Regions from separate parts of the Homo sapiens genome. Here region 1 is linked to region 2. A link is an interaction called in ENCODE POLR2A ChIA-PET data of the cell type or tissue named here. Cell type or tissue: A673. All regions are shown on one strand. Each heading gives the region's core, and the rest is flanking DNA. Links, peaks and the distances in the headings are about the cores only. Region 1 overlaps TSPAN2 (tetraspanin 2). Region 2 has its middle 44 kb from the start of OLFML3.

Region 1 (4,393 bases), core at 149-4,148, 1.1 Mb before region 2:
CTGTTCCCCTCCAGTCTCCCGTGCACACACCCCCTTTTCACTCTGCCTACCAGCTGGAACCAGGGCCTGGCCAGGGTGATGGGAGAGAAACCCCTGCCCTGGGGCTGCCTGGGGTGGTGCTCCATTCGAGTGTGTGGACACTGTACCTGGCTGTGATGGTTTTGTTTAGGAAATTGGAGATAGGAGTGAAAATTGTGGTGGGGGGGCGTCGTCCTTTTTCTGGGCATCAGGGTAAGAGTACCCCTGGGTGAGAGGAGGTGGTGGGTTCTCTTCTGAGAAGGGGATGGGGAATGGAAGGGCTTCTAAAGGGCAGCAGCAGCTCTCCACAACCCCCAGCCGCAGCCTCTGCTAAATACTAATTCTCCCAGAGATGATCTCATTCAACTTTGCAGGGTTTGATTGAACTGACAGCGTTCCCAGGATTCATGGTTCACAGAGAGATAGGATCTTGACCCTTGTCTCCTATATTATCGAGACAGGGATACAGCTAGACCAGACCTACATCCCTGGATACCCTGTCCCAGGGCCTGCAGGACTGTGAGACAAGGTCTGAAAATTGTCTTTTCTGCACATTTCCTCTTGGGCTTTCTTAAGAGAATGTCAGCCAGTGTAACTGCTCAGCTAGACCCTGAGGGGAAACATTGGATAAAGAGGTTTGAGAGCAGCCAGGGCCTGGGTGCTTTGAAACTACCAGGTTGGAGGAGGTGGCTGTCCTATCTGCTCTGGGGGACGTTGTCTTCCCATGATTGCAACTAATTAATTATTGAATGATGGGCTCCTCTTTTGTCTGTCAATCCATTAGCCCAGATGCCTGGGTGACTTCAGCAACTCCAAGCTCTTCAGTATCCTTCAGCAGTGGAAGGTGTGAAGGAGGTACCTCCTCGACATCCCCTGAACTTTAAAGAGACACATGGCCTTTGTACACGTGGGGATTTACATCAAGCATACTATAGGGAGAGGCGTTTCTGAAGACCCTTTATGTTGTATTTTTTAGGAATCTGGCTTAATTTCAGAAGCTGTTAATTATAGATGTCACGCCACAGTGACAACCTTCATTCTCACTGCTTATGAATTCAAAGCCTTATGAAGTTTTAAGCCTGAGGAGGAATTCTTAAGCTGGGTTCAGTGCTTATTTAGTGGCTGATATTGTACCAGCCTTTCCAGTGATAGCTGGAAGGATTCATTGAATGTTTTCAATGTGTCAGGGACAGTGCTAAGCATATTACTTTCATTATTACACATAATCCTCACAAGAGTCCTGATATACATATACTATTATTATCCCCATTTTTTACAGATGAGGAAACAGGCTCAAATTGGTTAAGTCACCTAAGATCACACAGCTAGTGAGTGGCAGGGATGGTATTCAAACTCAGCCTACCTTCTCTTTTTTTTTTTTTTTTTTTGAGACGGAGTCTCACTCTGTAGCCCAGGCTGGAGTGCAGTGGCCCGATCTCCACTCACTGCAAGCTCCACCTCCCAGATGCACGCCATTCTCCTGCCTCAGCCGCCCAAATAGCTGGGACTACAAGCACCCTCCGCCACGTCTGGCTAGTTTTTTTGTATTTTTAGTACAGACGGGATTTTACCGTGTTAGCCAGGATGGTCTCCATCTTCTGACCTCATGATCTGCCTGCCTCAGCCTCCCAAAGTGCTGAGATTACAGGCGTGAGCCACCGCGCCTGGCCGCCTACCTTCTCTTAAGCACTGTGGTACATTCAATTAACCAGTGGTTCTCAAAAGTGGTTCCTGGGCCAGCAGCATCAGCATATCCTGGGAATTTGTCAGAAATACAAATTCTCAGGCCGGGCACAGTGGCTCATGCCTGTAATCCCAGCACTTTAGGAGGCCAAGGCAGGCGGATCACCTGAGGTCAGGAGTTCGAGACCAGCCTGGCCAACATGATGAAACCTCATCTCTACTAAAGTACAAAAATTAGCCGGGCATGGTGGTGGGTGCCTGTAATCCCAGCTACTTGGGAGGCTGAAGCAGAAGAATCTCTTGAACCCGGGAGGCAGAGGTTGCAGTGAGCTGAGATGGTGCCACATTGCACTCCAGCCTGGGCAACAAGAGCGAAACTCCATCTCAAAAACAAACAAACAAACAAACAAAATTCTCAGCTCATCCCAGACTTGCTGAATCAGAAACTCTGGGGGTAGGATCCAGCAATCTAATTTAACAAGCCATTCACATAATTCTGATCCATGCTCAAATTTGAGACCCATTCTGTTAAACAATGATTAAACAAATAATAATTTATAAATATAAACACAGTTCCCTAAGCTGCTCATCTCATTGAGGAAACGAGACCAGTGGATATGGAACAACACAAAAATAAGACAGTGTGGAATCAAGTGACAAGTTTCACACTGTTGACCGTAAGCACAGTAAGGAAAGGAAGTAGGAGCAGTGCAGTTTTAAGTGCTTGAATGTGTTAACCAGTGAGGTTAGATCCGACCTTCTCTATATGTGATCTAAGTAAGGAGTTTAGAGAAAGGATCACAGTCATGATGAGGAGCCAGAAAAGTTCTCCTTAAGAAGGAGCTATTCGAGCTAAACCTGGAAGGACTGGTAGAATGGAGCTGGGCAAAGCGAGGGGGTGACGCACCATCCACCAGCAGAGGAGCAGAGCAAGGGGGAGTGTGCGCCACCATCTGACTGTCGAAGCCATCAGGCTGGAGTGCAGAGATCCCAAGCAGGGCGTGCCTGCACAAACAGGGTGTACTTGAGCAAGTTATTGTTACTTCTAGGCTTGTTTTCTCATCTGTGCTATTGGAGTAACAGAAATATTGAGAGGATTAAGAGGGAATATATAAAGTATGTGACCTCAACTTCCTATGAGCCTAGGACATAGTAAATGCTCAAAAATATTAATTATTATTTTTGTTATCGGCACATAGGAAGCATTCAATAAATGTTAGCTCTCTTTCTCCTGATTCCTTTCTTGGTGGGGAATAGTATATAAGTTTGCCAAGTGACTTGCCATTTGTCTTCATTTGAGGATAACTACACCTTATCTTGTCAATTTGTACTTGTGGATTTTCCCCACTAGAACTTAAAACACTCTGAGAGCAGGAATTTTGTTTTTTCTGTTTTGCTCATAGCTGTATCCCCAGTGCTAGAATAGTGCCTAGCATATAGAAGGCATGCAGTAGGACATGAAGGACCTTCCTCTCCCCCAGTTTCATGGGGGGTGGGGGTGGAGGCAGCAACTAGAGCGAAGAGGCAACTGAAACAGGCACCTCATGACTTAAGGGAAAGTGTGGGATAAAGTATCTAGATATCTGCCTTCACTGTAACTGAGGGAACCTGATTCCAGAAAAGCCCCACTCAAGTTTCTAAAGTTGTTTTTTTGTGGTTGGAGGGCTTCGTGGGAAGTTTGGGAAAGGGGTGGGGGATAGTTTTCCTAGAAGGCCAGACTTTAGCTGTGACTGAAGTATAAATTTACACACACCCTTAGAAGCTCATGTGCCTGCCCCTCGGAGTTACGGGGTTCCTTGGGTGACAGCACTTCCTTCCAATCAGAACCTCGCCAGAAGTAAGCATAGAGGTGGGACAGGTTCTGTTTGGTGATCTGCGATTTAACAGATCAATTTGCAGCCTCCTCTGGCAGCTTGCTTTAAGTTTCCCTAGGCTGTGCTCCTGGTTTCATAAACATACAACCAGGCCCTGCCAGAGCCAGCACAGTATTCCCTGGCCCAGGGCCGCTGACTGTACTCACCACTGAATTTTTAAAAACAAAATAAAGCCTAGCCATTAACCCCACTACATTAATTTCTCTTATCGTGGTTGATGTCAAATGTGAAACCCCTCCCAACATCTGTCATGTCTAAATTCAGACCTGCGATCAGATAGCACAGCATATTCCTGTGCCTTTCATTGAAATCACCTTTTTTTTTCCTACGTTGCATAGCAATATAAATAAAACACTACACCCCCACCAAGCCGCATATGTTGGCTTAAAGGAAAACCTGGGCGCTGTTTATTCCTTGGTTTATTGTTGTATGGTCAGTGTTTTCCTATCATTGTGCTGCACTAGCTGCTCAGCGTTACTGACCCACAGGAAGCAGAGCTGTTCATTGTTGAAAAGCAGATTCCATATATGGCAAGTCTGAAGTTGCCCTCCTTTCCTTCTCACCATTATTAATACAGCTTTGGGTTTTCACTTGGGGATGCCTAACAGGTACATTTAAGAAAGACAGTGTCTTGCAGGCTTGGGAGTCAAAGAAGTTTGACTCACATGAATCTCATAGAGGTCACCTTCCACTCTTTCCCAAACTTATTTCAAACAGTAACTTCAGAGCAATCACCTGTCAGAGACATTGGTTTAGGAAAAAATACCTAAAGAAAGTATTCTTTGGAGACCAGCCCATAAGGCAGATAGGAATGTTCT
Region 2 (4,393 bases), core at 244-4,243:
TGAAAGAGTTAAGTTATTATTTAAAGACCTGGAATCAATAGAAAGGAATGTCTGGGTTATGATGATAAGGGGTTGTGGAAACCAAAGTTTTATTATGCAGATGAAACCTCCAGGTAGCAGGCTTCAGAGAGAATAGATTGTAAATGTTTCTTATCAGACTTAAGGTCTGTGTTGATGTTAATGCTGATCAGCTTTTCCTGAATTCCAAAAGAGAGGAGGGTATAATGAAGCATGTCTGACCCCCTCCCCCGTCATGGGATCCCATTTGGGCACCCCTCACTCTCCTGCAAGAGAGAGAGCTGTTCTCCTTTCTTTGTTTTGCCTATTAAGCCTCTGCTCCTAAATCAGCTTCTTGTGTCTGCGTCCTCAACTCCCTTGGTGTGAGACAACGAACCCTGGGTATTTTTTTTTTTTTTTTTTGAGACGGAGTCTCGCTCTGTCGCCCAGGCTGGAGTGCAGTGGCGGGATCTCGGCTCACTGCAAGCTCCGCCTCCCGGGTCACGCCATTCTCCTGCCTCAGCCTCCCAAGTAGCTGGGACTACAGGCGCCCGCCACTACGCCCGGCTAATTTTTTGTATTTTTAGTAGAGACGGGGTTTCACCGTTTTAGCCGGGATGGTCTCGATCTCCTGACCTCGTGATCCGCCCGCCTCGGCCTCCCAAAGTGCTGGGATTACAGGCGTGAGCCACCGCGCCCGGCCCCGAACCCTGGGTATTTACCCCAGATAATGATGCCACTTCAGAGAGAGATGAAAAATAAGCAAAAAAAAAAAAAAAAAAAAAAAGCTAATTAAAATATATGTAGGCTAATTTTGCCATACTACACGTAGGCATATAACCCCTACCTATATAAGCATTAAGAAAATTGTAACATTTTGAGTTGGTCTGGTGGAATTATCTCCGACCTTCTCTCTGTATCCAGTTACAGCAATAATTCCTAGTTTATCTGCTTTTTGTTATTGGGCCATGAGAAAACGCAGCCAGACCCGGCTTGGTTCCGGGAACGGGATTAGAGGAGTGAGCCTGTATGTAGGCTAACTTTGGAATGCACTTGGCCAAGAGGAGGATCTGTTCAGATGGTCAGTGGGGCCTTAGAATTCTACTTTTGGTTTAGACTGCAATCCTAACCAGCCTCCCTGCTGGTAGCTTCCACTGCGGCTCCATTCCTCACAAAGCAGCTGGCGTGGGCTTTTGCTGTTTCAATCAGCTCATATTACTCTCCTGCTTAAAACCCTGCAGAGGCTTGTTGTTAGGCTTTGAATGAAACCAACTTCTTCCCTGGTCCACAGGCTAAGATGGTCTGGCCCTTGCCCTCCTCCCTCACCTCATTCTCACTCTCTAACCATACTGCTGCCTCCCTCTCTGTGATCCTCAAACATTCCTCAGGGCGTCTGTACTAAAATACGTTCCCCCTAGAGCTTCACCTGGTGGCCTCTTCTCATTATTCAGGTCTCAGGGCCCTTCCCTGATCCCCAGATTTAAAACAACCCCAGTTCCTAGCCCCACTCTATCTCATTACTCTCCTTCATTTCCTTCATTCTCTGAAAATTAGCCTACATATGTTTTAATTAGCTTTTTTTTTTTTTTTTTTTTTTGCTTGTTTTTCATCTCTCTCTGAAGTGGCATCATTGTAAATACCCGGGGTTCGTCATCTCACACCAAGGGAGTTGAGGATGCAGACACAAGAAGTGGATTTAGGAGCAGAGGCTTAATAGGCAAAAGAAAGAAAGGAGAACAGCTCTTTCTCTTGCAGGAGAGTAAGGGGTGCCCAAATGGGACTTCCGGCCTGCAGCAGAGTGCACTGGAGTGCACCGGATTTTATAGACAGGCTTGAGGAGACGGTGTCTGATTTACATATGGCCCACAGATTGGTTGGACCAAGTGTGAGGTTTACATAGCAGGAGGGGACACTGGCCACCCCACTCTAATCTTATTATGCAAATGGGCTTTCCACTTGGCCAGTGCCATGTTGTCTGCTCCCTACTGCACACATGGCTGGAAAGGAAAAGGGAAGATGGAGCCGCCATGTTAGACATGCCTAGCCCCAGGTAGCCTGTTGGCATAACTGCCGGCACTCACCTGTGCAAGCTTCTAGTCGGCCTTTCTATGTCTGCAGCTCAATTTTACAGGCTGCTCTTTGTTAGAAAAGAAAATGATTTGGGGGCTGCTTTTCATTAAAAGGAAAACCTTACTGAGGACTTCCTTACCTTCACTATCTGCCTAAATAATTCATTTTTAACTCCTATATCATCTCCATTAGGATTGAAACTTCATGGGAGCAGGGGCCTCCTCTATCCTGGTTTACTGCTTCATTCCAATGCCCAGAATAGTGTCTGACACATAACAGGTGCTTCATAAAGGCTGCATGAGTGAAACATAAAGGTTCTCACCCTGGGGTCCATGCTTTTGGTGTCTCTCATGTCTTTTGCTGCTCCTAGTTCAGTGTTGTGGCCCAAACAAGTGTTCATCGAATGCTTACTGGCCGGATGACCAGAGAATTCTTTCTTCTAGAATTTCTGATCTTCTCAAATATAAAATTTTCTGGGTGGTCCCAGTATTTCACATTCAGAAATCCATCACACAGTGCACATAGATGAGACTCAGACATTTGTTTTCCATTTTTTCTCTAGAGGGTATCTCTGTGAAGCAAGACAAGGTCATCCTCCACATCCTCCGCATGAATTGACCTCCCCCAAACTTGGGGCCTAACTGTCCAGCTGAGCTCATATATGTAAGTACTTCCTGGATTTTTAATTACTTCCAGAATAGAGCACACATTTGGAGCCCCTTCCCAGTCATTCTGCATGTCCTACCACTCCAGTCAAACTGCTTGGTATCTTGAGTTTTTCTGTCGCAGGGGACAAAGAAGAAAACTAAGAACTATATATATTTTTAAATTAAGTCCATATTTGATGCTATTCTCAGATGCATTGAATCTATTTGTAATAAGTGAATGTGGATTTGTATTTCTTAAAATTGTTTTATCGACCGTGCACGGAGGCTCACACCTGTAATCCCATTCCCAGAACCAAGCTGGGTCTGGCTGCATTTTCTCATGGCCCAATAACAAGAAGCAGACAAACTAGGACTTTATTGCTGTAACCGGATACAGAGAGAAGGTCGGAGATAATTCCACCAGACCAACTCAAAGTGTTACAATTTTCTTAGTGCTTATATAGGTTGGGGTTATGTGCCTACGTGTAGTACACCATTCACCTAAGTCTATTGGTAACTAATTTCGTTTCAACTAGAAGGTCAGACGCAGAAAAATGCTTGCTAAGTCCGATTAAGCTGTGAGGGCCCTAGTACCTTAAAGGCCTGTCTACTGTGGTACCAGAGTGATTATTTCTGTCTTATCTCCTTTACAGCTTGGTCTGGAGAGCTGCCTCAGACTCTCCAATGGATCTATTCAAACAGCTGCCTCTGTTACCTTGACTCGTCTCAGATTTCGTCGAACTGAGACAGGTCCTGGCACTAGGAATGTAAGGCTGTCTCTATTATTTTGATTTGCTCCAACAAGGGAGAAGCCCATGCAAGGCTCCTGCTGACCATATGTTTCATTTCTAGCTTTGATGTCTGGATATCGATTTCCCTAGGTTTAACTGTTTGCTCAACATTAAGGCAGCTCTGTGGAAATTTGTCTGTGTAATTGGAGTGCTATGCAGGCCTGTCTGTGTGGCTGTCTGTCATGCAGGCCTGTCTGTGTGATTGTCAGGGAGAAATGGCCTGCCACAGTCCCAGCACTTTGGAAAGCTGAGGCGGGTGGATCATATGAGGCCAGGAGTTCAAGACCAGCCTGGCCAACATGGCAAAACCCCATCTCTACTACAAATACAAAAAAATTAGCCGGGTGTGGCGGCACATGCCTGTAATCCCAGCTACTCAGGAGGCTGAGGCATGAGAATTGCTTGAACTTAGGAGGCGGAGGTTGCAGTGAGCTGAGATCACACCACTGCACTCCAGCCTGGGTGACAGAGTGAGACTCTGTCCCCCCCCTAAAAAAATGATTTCTCCATTTCCCTCAATAGTCTTTTTTGCTGGCTGTATTAGTCCATGTTTACACTGCTGATAAAGACATACCCGAGACTGGGAAGACAAAGAGGTTTAATTGGACTTACAGTTCCACATGGCTGGGGAGGCCTCAGAACCATGGTGGGAGGTCAAAGGCACTTCTAACATGGCAGCAGCAAGGGAAAATGAGGAAGATGCAAAAGTGGAAACCCCTGATAAACCCATCAGATCTCATGAGACTTATTCACTACCATGAGAACAGTATGGGGGAAACTGCCGTCATGATTTGAATTATCTCCCACTGGGTCCCTCCCACAACATGTGGGAATTATGGGAGTACAACTCAAGATGAGATTTGGGTGGGGACACAGCCAAACCATATC

What was found. ChIA-PET counts read pairs that join two places held together with the same protein. Peaks named below come from ENCODE experiments on the same cell type or tissue, not always from the same donor. Only the 100,000 strongest peaks of a DNase experiment are listed, where the experiment ranks them.
Region 1: POLR2A ChIA-PET joins it to region 2 with 5 read pairs; 1 of 35 experiments calls an interaction of 5 or more read pairs at or near these places.

What each region holds. Positions count from the first base shown.
Region 1 is chr1:115,084,629-115,089,021 of GRCh38, reverse strand. The region is part of intron 1 of TSPAN2 (tetraspanin 2); the gene reads left to right. Among named protein-coding and RNA genes, the nearest start is that of TSPAN2, 2.7 kb to the left of the region's middle. In A673, for the core only: no CTCF peak of the experiment used is centred there; no DNase peak of the experiment used is centred there; H3K4me3 peaks cover 41 bases.
Region 2 is chr1:114,021,017-114,025,409 of GRCh38, reverse strand. No RefSeq gene overlaps it. Among named protein-coding and RNA genes, the nearest start is that of OLFML3, 44 kb to the right of the region's middle. In A673, for the core only: no CTCF peak of the experiment used is centred there; DNase peaks (open chromatin) are centred at 1,179 and 1,879; H3K27ac peaks cover 682 bases.